2 separate regions of the Homo sapiens genome follow, and region 1 is linked to region 2. Evidence: read pairs that join two places in POLR2A ChIA-PET (ENCODE). Cell type or tissue: PC-3. All regions are shown on one strand. Links, peaks and the distances in the headings refer to the core of each region. The heading gives the core; the rest is flanking DNA. Region 1 overlaps CHN1 (chimerin 1). Region 2 overlaps CHN1 (chimerin 1).

Region 1 (5,388 bases), core at 168-5,167, 60 kb after region 2:
TTAGTGGAACCTCCATACCATTTTCCATAATGGCTGTATTAATTTGCATTCCCACCATCAGTGTATGAATTCCCTTTTCTCTGCATCTTTGCCAGCATTTGTTTTGTCTTTTTGATAGTAGCTGTACTAACTGGGGTGACATACTAACAGTGGTTTTGATTTGCATTTCCCTGATCTTTAGTGATACTGAGCGTTTTTTCATATACTTCTTGGCTTAAGTAACTTTTAAACATATTATTCTGACTGTACAAACTCAGAAATATTCTAAGGACAAAAATTGCAAAAGGCAGAGGTGAAAAGACAGCTTGAGCCCAGAGGTTCAAGACCTGCCTGGCAACATGGTGAGATCCTGTTCTCCATAAAAAAGAAAAAAAAATAGTTTATTTTTGCAAAAGAGAAGCACAGAAGGATTAAACCAGAGACCAGTAAAACAATTATCATAAGGAGTAGATGATCAAACGTTCAACATGTGAACATTTACAAAGTTCAAAAGTCACAACTATATAAAAACAGACTTAGAGAAGTCTTAACTACATGTGTAGTAATCTTGAAATTATTTTGTTTGTAATATAGGATAGAGCAAAGAAATAATTTTACTGGATTAGGGGGAACCAGGGTTCTTAGGAGATATTAATGAATTAGGAGAATGGGACACAATTAGAAAGTATACTGTGGTATTAGTTTTGAATTGGTGGCATTAATATTAACTTATAGATTAAAAAAATTTTTTTTCTATCTCAGTCCAAGGAAAGGGCCTAGAAGCCCCAGTAAGAATGAATATTTCCAGGGACTAGATTTTGGGTTCCAAATATGGTTTCCCACCAAAAGGAGGCAATGTTTTTTAGAGAAGTTCCTGATTTCTTAATGTGGGGCAAAGAAGTCCTGGAACATATTGTGTTGGAAAGCAAGAACGTGCTCAAAAACTGATGGAAACATGTCAAAAAGGCACAGGAGCCTATTTGAAAGTTTCCTACCATCAAAACTTGAAACAATTTGAACATCTAAAAGAATAATGGTAGGTATGGATTATAACACATTATGTGAGAGAGAATTTGTAAGTCCGTAATTATACTTTAAAATTAAAAAAAACTCACTTTGTTACAAAGAGAAAAAATGGGGAAATATACAGTTGTTCTTTACAGAAGAAATGACACTTAAAATGTAGAAAAAATATAAAATTACAAAATCACTAATTTGCACTAATGATTGACTCCAGGCAAGGATCATCAGTCATTGGATGTTAAAACCATTGGAAGAAAGGCTGTAGGTGAACAGGATATTTACATGGTCTCAAGGTATGACACCACCAATTATTTGTTAATTGCATAGAGAAAAATATGCCTTTAAAGTGGAGAGATCTGGTGGTCAAACTTAGCATTACCTGTAATGGGACAAACTGTCATGTGTCTCCTGAAGTGATACAGTGAAACACACGGTATCACCTGTATAATATTTTTGCCAAAACTGTTTAACTTAAATCTAGTTATAAAGTACGAATCAGACAAATTCAGAATGTGTACCTTCCATAAGACATCTGCCCTGGGTTTATAAATAATGTCATTATCATAAAAAAAAAACAGTGGTGGGATGATATAAAATTAAAGGAGACTAAAGAGACATGGCCATCAGATTCAAGGACCTTGATCGGGTCCTCAACTTATATATATATTGTAAAGCTATAAATTTTGAGTACAATTGGATAAATTTGAGTATGGACTGTATTAGGTAATGTGGAATCATAATAACTTTCCTAGATGATACATTATTGAAAAATAATTACTCTCGGCTGGGCGTGGCGGCTCACGCCTATAATCTCGGCACTTTGGGAGGCTAAGGCGGGTGGATCACGAGATCAGGAGATCAAGACTAGCCTGGCCAACGTGGTGAAACACCATCTCTACTAAAAACAAAAAATTAGCCAGCCATGGTGGCATGCGCCTTTAGTCCCAGCTACTCAGGAGGCTGAGGCAGGAAAATTGCTTAAACCCAGGAGGCGGAGGTTGCAGTGAGCCAAGATCACACCACTGCACTCCAGCTTGGGCAACAGAGGAAGACTCTGTCTAAAAATAAATAAATAAATAAAATAAAATAAAAGTAATAATTATTTCTCTATTGATAAAAATGTTAAAATAGATTTTGTTATTGTGACTTCTGGTTTAAAACACAATATAGCTTTGAAAGTATATAATTAGTTAACAAAGAGAACCAATTTACAGAATTAGGCAGGAGTTTCATGGGATTGTCTTTTGAATGTCCAGTTGCAGTTTAGATATATGTAGATTTCCAGTCTGTGTATATGTAAGCATAGAATTAAGTATGAGGTACTTGATTATTGCCTTTCATTGCTGCTCGCTGTGATCAAGGATGATTAAATAATTTGCATGTAATGGGAATTTTAAAAATGCTATTTAATAAAATGTTTCATTTTGTTTCATGTTCTGTTCACACATACTTTTTAATTTTTTAAGTATGTGAGAAACTGAAAGTGAGAAATTGGCAGTACTTTGGAAAGTCCTGAAGTATTTATTAGTAAGACTATTATCTTTGTTGAAAAATAGCTATATTATTCCTTTCTTAAAATAATTTGAGACCTCACAAATGAAGACATAATAAAAAGAATAAAGAAAAGTTGAAGGAATAAAAACAGCAAAATGCCAGTAGATTGCAGTGCTGATTGAGGCTCAATGTAGTTGTGTGAAAAGTGTTTCACAGTTATAAAGTATATGAAACTCTGAAGGCCAGTATGATCCAGTTTTTTCCTGAATTAAATTGTTTTAAAAAAATTCATTTGGTGTGACATTAAGGTACGATAAATCAATGGAACTCACTTTTGAAGAGCTAAGCTGATGTGGTCACAGTAGATAGCTTTCTGATGATTCACCTTGATGCAAAGACACAAGATAGAATAATATACTGGATGAATAGATGGATGTTAGAGTCTCTGAAAATAATTTCCTTTTATTTACCTTTGCTCTGTGATTGAATGCTGCCATCCCCTGAGGAACTAGACCAATTATTTGTATTCTCTCCTTTGGTTAAAAGCAGGCATGAAAGCATTGAAAAACCAGAAAAGCAAATTGTACAATTGACATTTTCCTACTTAAATTGAGCAATGTATTCATCATTTCCACTTTGCAATATAAAAAATATTTATTGTATTAACTTTTCACAATATTTTGTGAAATATTTATGTTTCACAAAAATATAGATTTTTTGTAAATATTTTATGTTTGTTTATATTTAAAAATATTTATATTTTTTTCTCCAAAAAAATAGTCATGTTCTAATGACTAAATTGGTGGGCAAGGAATGCTGTTCAGAATGAAAGGATTTACTGTGACTGGCTCTCCTTGTACATTGAAACTATCCTTACATATTATTCACAACTTATAGTCTGTTACTTATTAACAGCTTATAGTCAGTTCCTTAAGTTTGACTGTTTAATAAGGATTAAATATGTGTGCATACAATAAATGTCTTTACTTTGGAAATTAGTGGTGATAATTTGTTTCTATATTTGACCGTTCTCTAGGTTGTTCAATGTTTTTCTGTTTTTCCCAGGTGATAACTAAATGACAGTTACTAAACAGGCATAAGTGGTCTTCCTTTAAAGAAATGAAATTCATACATAATATTATTATAATGATTAGATTTACAAATAGAGACATGGGAAGTATTTATAAGCCACTAATGCTAATGGTTTGCTTATTCTATTAAGTTAAATATCTGTATAACAACTAAGTAACTTGAATGTCCATTAGAAATGAAAGTAAAGGATTAAATAGTGGGATAGAGTTGATCTAAAAATACTTTTCGAAGGAAGAAAGTTTCAGAGTTAGGCTTGATGAAATGATTAGTGATTGGTTTGGAAGAACTAAAGATTATTGAGAATCATGAGCTGTAAGGATAAAGATGTACTCAAGTACCATTTGATGTTCACCCTTAAGTATTTAACTGTGAGCCAGGTGTGGTAGTGTGGTGGTGTGCACCTGTAATTCCAGCTACTTGGGAGGTTGAGGCGGGAGGATCACTTGAGCCTAGGAGTTCTTGAGCCTGTCTCTTAAAAAAATTTTTTTTTAACTGAGGAATTAGATTTGGGCTACTGTGTTAGTTCATTTTGTGCTGTTATAAAGGAATACCTGAGGCTGGGCAATGTATTTTAAAAAGAGGTTTATTTTTGGCCCATTGTTCTGCAGAATGTACAAGAAGAAACACAGTGCCAGCATTTGCTTCTACTGAGGCTTCACGAAGCTCACAGTCATGGTGGAAGGCAGAGGGGGAGCTGGCATATCACATGGTAACTGAGGGAGCAAGAAATATTAATAGGATGAGGTGCCAGGCTTTTTAGCAATCAGATTTCATGGTAACTAAGAGAGTAAGAACTCACTCATTACTGTGGGAAGGGCACCGAGATATTCATGAAGGATCCGCTCCTGTGACTGAAACACCTCCCACCAGGCTCTGTCCCCAACATTGGGGATCATATTTCAACATGAGATTTGGAGGGAACAAACACCCAAACCACATCAGACACTGTATGTTGTTTCTCCACTGAAATGTTGAGAGAAAAAGAGAAAAGTTAATACAATTGATAAGGTGATAGTTTTTAAAAAGTAATAATTATTATTTATGGGTGCTAATTGTAATTTTTAAAATGGATCCAGTGACTTTGTCTTTCGGAATTATGCTTACTTACAATGATAGGAAAGGGAGCACTGGCCCTATTTGTTTGCATGTGCACATTTCCATTCCATTTTCTTCTAATGATAGTATTGTATCACAGCTTACAAATTCAGTAACTATGCCAGGCTCAAAGGGAACATACATTTAGTGACTAGCCATGTGTGTGTGACCTTTCTTTTGTGGTCTACCCCTTGTTTTGGTGATGAATTCTGTGTTCTGCTCTTAGGTGAATTTCTGTTAGCATTTTGAAACCAAATGTGTATCACCTTATTTCAAAACCTGAATTATCAACTATTAAAACAATCATAAACTATTAGTGGCAGAACTCTAAAATGCAAAATATCTAGCAATAATAAATAATTTGACAGAAAATCAAATTATAACTAATGCTTTTTTCCTAATTCCAGAAAATCTTGCCAGTTGCTATTGTGGACACTAAAATATAAATGATTTTTTTATTAAAGGTTATTGTTGAGATCAATTTTGAAATTCAGATATAAATAATCCTTCTTAAAGGAAGAAGATGACCAGGCCACAACTAATTATTTTAGGCAGGCTTTAAAAACCAAGCACATACTTAAAAGCTTGAAAATTATTCTTAATAATGTTGCTACATGATACAGTTGTATCTTATGGGAGAGTTAATTCTGAAGTTAGCAAGTAAAGTGAAAGTCTTATATAGTCAGAATTACCCCTGGAAATTCC
Region 2 (5,388 bases), core at 105-5,104:
CATTTAGTCACCATCTTACTACCATAGATCACTTCTAATAATGCTTATGATTTTGCTATAATTTTGTACCATCTTTCCTCAGACCCTTCTGCCATGGAAACCTTTTCATTATCTCACTTTATTCAGCATCTGTCACTAACCTGACACACCTACCTATGGACATCTTTTGGAGCAATTAAATAGCAATGGCATATTCTTTGTGATGTAGTTAGGAAATTTTCTGATTTCCCATAGGAATGTCCTGAAATTAAAATGTATTTTTTAAAAGACAAGTCAATTGAAGATTTTCATATTTGACTGAAAGCTAATTTTATAGGAAGTTCCCACTTGACTATACTCTCTGCTGACATTTTTATTTTTCAGTTGTCCAAAGAATACAAGAGGCTGGCCCAGTGGTGTGAGCTCATCTGCCTTTTTCAGAATATATTCTTTTCAGCTGTCATTTAAATCATCATCCTTATTTAAATTTTTGTCCATGTTCCTTCTTGTACTGGTGTCAAAACTTAATATTTTAGTCAGACATGGTGGCAATGTGCCTGTAGTCCCTGCTACTCAGGAGGTTGAGGCAAGAGAACTGCTTGAGTTCAGAAGTTCAAGACTGTAGTTGCACTATGATTGTGCCTGTGAATAGCCACTGCACTCCAGTCTGGACAACACAGCAAGACCCTGTCTCTAAAAGAGTAAAAATAAGAAAACCCAGCTGGGCATGGTGGCTCACATCTGTAATGGGTGGCCCATGCCTCCTGGCACTTTGGGGGGCCTAGGCTGGAGGATCACTTGAGCTCAGGAGTTTGAGACCAGCCTGAACAACACAGGGAGATACCATCTCTACAGAAAATAATAATAATAATAAAGCCTGGGTGCAGTGGTTCATGCCTGTAATACCAGCATTTTGGGAGGCCGAGGTGGGTGGATCATTTGAGGTCAGGAGTTCGAGACCAGCCTGGCCAACATGGTGAATCCCCACCTTTACTAAAAATACAAATATTAGCCAAGTGTGGTGGCAGGTGTCTGTAGTCCCAGCTACTTGGGAGGGTGACACAGGAGAATCCCATGAACCCAGGAGGTAGAGGTTACAGTGAGCTGAGATTGTGTCACTGCACTCCAGCCTGGGAGACAGAGCGAGATTTTGTCTCAAAACAAACAAACAAAAAAAATCAGGCCAGGTGTGGTGGATCATGCCTGTAATCTCAGTACTTTGAGAGGCTAAGGTGGATGATCACTTGAGGTCGGGAGTTCAAGACCATGGTTAACATAGCAAAACCATGTCTCTACTAAAAATACAAAAATTAGCCTGGCATGGTGGCACATGCTTGTAGTCCCAGCTACTCTGGAGGCTGAAGCAGGAGAATCGCTTGAACCCCAGGAGGTAGAGGTTGCAGTGAGCTGAGATCACACCACTGCACTCTAGCCTGGGCAACAGAGTGAGACTCCATCTCAAAAAAAAAAAAAAAAAAAAATTAGCCAGGTGTGGTGATGCATGCCTGTGGTTCTAATATTTTAGCTTTAAAGTTTGTCTTTTAATGTGTGGAGAGCTGGTACTATGTAAGAACAATAAAATAATTATAGTTGTTATAACTCTGATAGTCACCATCTGTGTACACTGTAGAGGAATGTTGGCACTGCAGTCTTTTGAGTCACATCTGTCTCTGCAGGTAACCATCCTATAAGCAGCCTAATTTTTGAACATAGAAGACAGTGATATGTATAATTATACAAATTTGACATATTTGTCAATAAAGATTTTAGTTTCTTTTAGATTACTTTTTCTCAACCTTTTAAAAAATCCTCCCTCTCCCGGCCTTTTAGGCCTGTTTTCTAATTGTTCTCCCCATGAAAATTTAATACCAGAGATATACTATGTATCTGTTTATGTACTGTAGATATATCTGCTTTCTGCATAACGTAAATACAGTACTTTTTTTTACCCCAACTCTCCATCTCCTCAACTCATTGAGAATACATGTTTTATACTAATTTAAAGCAATCATAAAATAGTGAGGCAGAAAAATACTGTTTGGTCATGCTTTATATGTTATAATAATAGTTTTAAAGGAATGACATTAGTATAATAAGTTATAGGTTTTTCATAAGATTGTTTTAACCTAGGAATTTACTATCTTGAGAGCAGCCATGACAAAGAGTACCTTGCTGGGGCTGGTGAGGGTGTAGCGTTTCTCCAAGTCCCTCTGATAAAGATGAGGTCCTTTGCTATGGGCAATTGATGTTTTCTCAGTCTTATAGAAAGCATCAATTACAGCATCTTTAGAAGACTTTATTTATCTGAAATATGTAAACTAAATGAAATCACAGAACTTTCTGTGCAAACTCAATTCAAGGCAAGTCCTTGAGCCTGGCCTTGTAACCAAATTACCAGCCATTAGTTATTCTTACATAGAAAATAATTTCTATGAACTTTGATTTTTTTTAATTAATATAATCCTACTATCCTTAAAAATAGGATAGGACAAAACTAAGGAAACAGGGTACAGTATGACCATATTTACATTGAAAAGTCATATTGAATAGAAAAAAAAGCCTGACAAAATAAAGTTATAAATATACATTCCTAATTTGGCTGCTTATTTTTAAAAGAATAGATACTTTGTGAATACACTAAAAACCACTACATTGTACACTTTGAAAGGGTGAGTTTTATGGTATGGGAATTTATGTCAGTAAAGCTGAGATATATTAATTTAAAAAACCACCTGAGCTTTAAAAACAAAGATTAGATAGAAGAAAAGAATGGTTTTATATCCAAGAACCTTTAAGAGCTTTTTACATTTTTAGATTTTTTTTTACTTTTCTTCCTCAAAGAACAAAAAATAAAATTAAAAATTGATAGGTAAAAATGTTCCTACCTGTTTTAAATTTAGAAAAGTAAGCACTTCTTGGAAAGAGCCAATACCCACAGTTGAGAGAATGTGGGAGAAGGGAAGATGAGTCAGGCCAGCATGTCACCAGCTGCTCAGTGGCCTGGCATAGAGCCACCTCATTGTTTTTTATCCAGCAGCGCTGAAAGTGTTTCCTTTCTCTTTCCACTCTGACTCTGACCTTTCGATTCCTTTGGATTGCATATGTTCCGTGGAGTAAGGCAAGCACAAGGATATGTCAGACATATCTCTCCTTGAATAGATTTTTGTGACCACAGACTTGACATTTCAAAACTGAATGAGTCTGAGGCTTTTTAAACTGCAAATTCTTCCTGATTTTTCCCATTTCTGTCATAATCTTCAGCTCTTAAAGTATGTTTTTTTTTTTAATCTCGTATCTTTTTTTTTTTTTTTTTTTTGAGACAGAGTCTCACTCTGTCACCCAGGCTGCAGTGCAGTGGCGCAATCTCAGATCACTGCAACCTCCACCTCCCAGGTTCAAGCAATTCTCCTGCCTCAGCCTTCTGAGTAGCTGGGACCATAGGCATGTGCCACAATGCCTGGCTAATTTTTGCGTATTTAGTAGAGACGGGGTTTTGCCATGTTGGCCAGGCTGGTCTTGAACTCCTGACCTCATGTGATCCACCCATCTCGGCCCCCCAAAGTGCTGGGATTATAGACATGGACCACTGTGCCCGGCCCTATCTTGTATCTTTTTTTTTTTTTTGCGCCCCCGAGACAGAGTCTTACTGTGTCACCCAGGCTGGAGTGCAATGGCATCGTCTCAGCTCACTGCAACCTCTGCCTCCCGGATTTGAGCGATTCTCCTGCATCAGCCTCCCAAGTAGCTGGGACTACCACACCCAGCTAATTTTTGTTGGCCAGGCTGGTCTCGAACTCCTGACCTCGTGATCCTCCCGCCTCGGTCTCCCAAAGTGCTGGGATTACAGACGTGAGCCACCACACCCGGCCTTTTGTATCTTTTATATAGAACTTTGCCATTGTTTTCTGTTCTTTAATGGCTGTGAAGTTACTCTGGTAAAGATGATTTTAGGTTTTGAAGTAGTTGGTGCTAGGTTTGACAGGCAGCAGGTGAGTGGTGTGGATGTCCATTTGAGGAAAATGGAAACATCTGTTTGACTGAAATATTTTTTCCTGCAGACCTCCCATGTAAGTGAAATTTACACTATTAAACATGATTTTTAGCATGTTACCTATGAGGAATTACATGCTGAGCATAGATAAGTACATTCTTTTAGCATGAAAAGATTATTTCAGCTTATGGATGAACAGTCTTAAAGTAGTAAAAACATAGGGCAGGCATTTTGATTGAGGCAATTATACTGTAAGAGAAAAGAAAGTAGAAGTTTTAGAGGGTGGGGCTTTACTAAGAAGGCTTGTAAGAGGTGATGTCATAAGCAAAAGTGTGTGAAAAAGCAGAGGACGTTCGAGGTCTGGGGAAGGAATGGATGATACCGTTAAGTGAGAGAAGGGTGTAGAAACTAGATGAGTACTGTTCTATAATTTTGCCAAGGAGTAGCTTTGAGGCTTTTCCTATTTTGTGATTTGTTTACCCATCTATCTGATGAATATTTAGTGAGTGCCTAATATGTGCGAAGTATGTATTTGTTCCTGCCATCAAGGAATTTATATTTGCAGTGGAGGGAGACAGACAATAAAACATGTATAATGTGCCAGGTGGCAAATGCTTTGAAGAAAAATAGAGGAGAGTGAGGGGTAAGGGGTTACCTGTCTCACAATGTCGGGGGAGAGGGGGTAGGCCTCACAGACAGGTGAATTTTGAGCAGACTTGAAGGAAGTGAGAAACCCATCATATGAAATGGGGAAATTGCCTCATGGAGCAGGCTTTGAAGCAAGGATGTGCTGGGCAGTTTTGAGGAACAGAAGGGCCAGCATGGCTGGAGTGGAGTCAGCAAGGGGAAAGCTGGAGGAGTTGAGGAGAGAGAGGAGAGAGGGCAGCTGGGGGATAGAGAGTACTGGGGTGTATCTCCCATGGCCTGGTAAGGACTTGAGATTTTACTGAGTGAGATGGGATGTCATGGAGGATGGTACTTTCGTAGCATGTAGTGTAGTGGAAAGAGCTTGGATTTGGTGGTAAGGGAGCTATGTTTACTCCTTTCTCTGCCAAGGATCAGCTATATGTTCTAGTGTCAATTTCTTTACAGGTAATCAGGGGCTGTTCCCTTATCCCATCTGTGCAGGAATAAATGAGATTATTTTATAAGGTTCTTAGTATAGTGGTTGAAGATACATAGTAGCTAATATTGTCACCTATATCGTTATTGTAAATATTAACAAAGATTGAAGATACCAGAACAATTTCTCCATTTAACAAGTCTGTTGACCCACTTGAAAAAGTGGTTTTGTAATATTTCTACTTTGTGTGTGTGGCTGAATAAGTGCCATGTGCCATTGCAGACCTGGTTCAGGGGGCTTACAGTGAAGATCAAGTAGGTTTCTGTGATAGTGCTGGCCACTATGACACTTTCTG

The links. ChIA-PET counts read pairs that join two places held together with the same protein. Peaks named below come from ENCODE experiments on the same cell type or tissue, not always from the same donor. Only the 100,000 strongest peaks of a DNase experiment are listed, where the experiment ranks them.
Region 1: POLR2A ChIA-PET joins it to region 2 with 15 read pairs; 2 of 35 experiments call an interaction of 5 or more read pairs at or near these places.

Annotation. Positions count from the first base shown.
Region 1 is chr2:174,936,723-174,942,110 of GRCh38, reverse strand. The region is part of intron 3 of CHN1 (chimerin 1); the gene reads left to right. Among named protein-coding and RNA genes, the nearest start is that of CHN1, 66 kb to the left of the region's middle. In PC-3, for the core only: no CTCF peak of the experiment used is centred there; no DNase peak of the experiment used is centred there.
Region 2 is chr2:174,996,210-175,001,597 of GRCh38, reverse strand. The region is part of intron 1 of CHN1 (chimerin 1); the gene reads left to right. Among named protein-coding and RNA genes, the nearest start is that of CHN1, 6.5 kb to the left of the region's middle. In PC-3, for the core only: no CTCF peak of the experiment used is centred there; a DNase peak (open chromatin) is centred at 3,007; H3K4me3 peaks cover 493 bases; H3K27ac peaks cover 443 bases.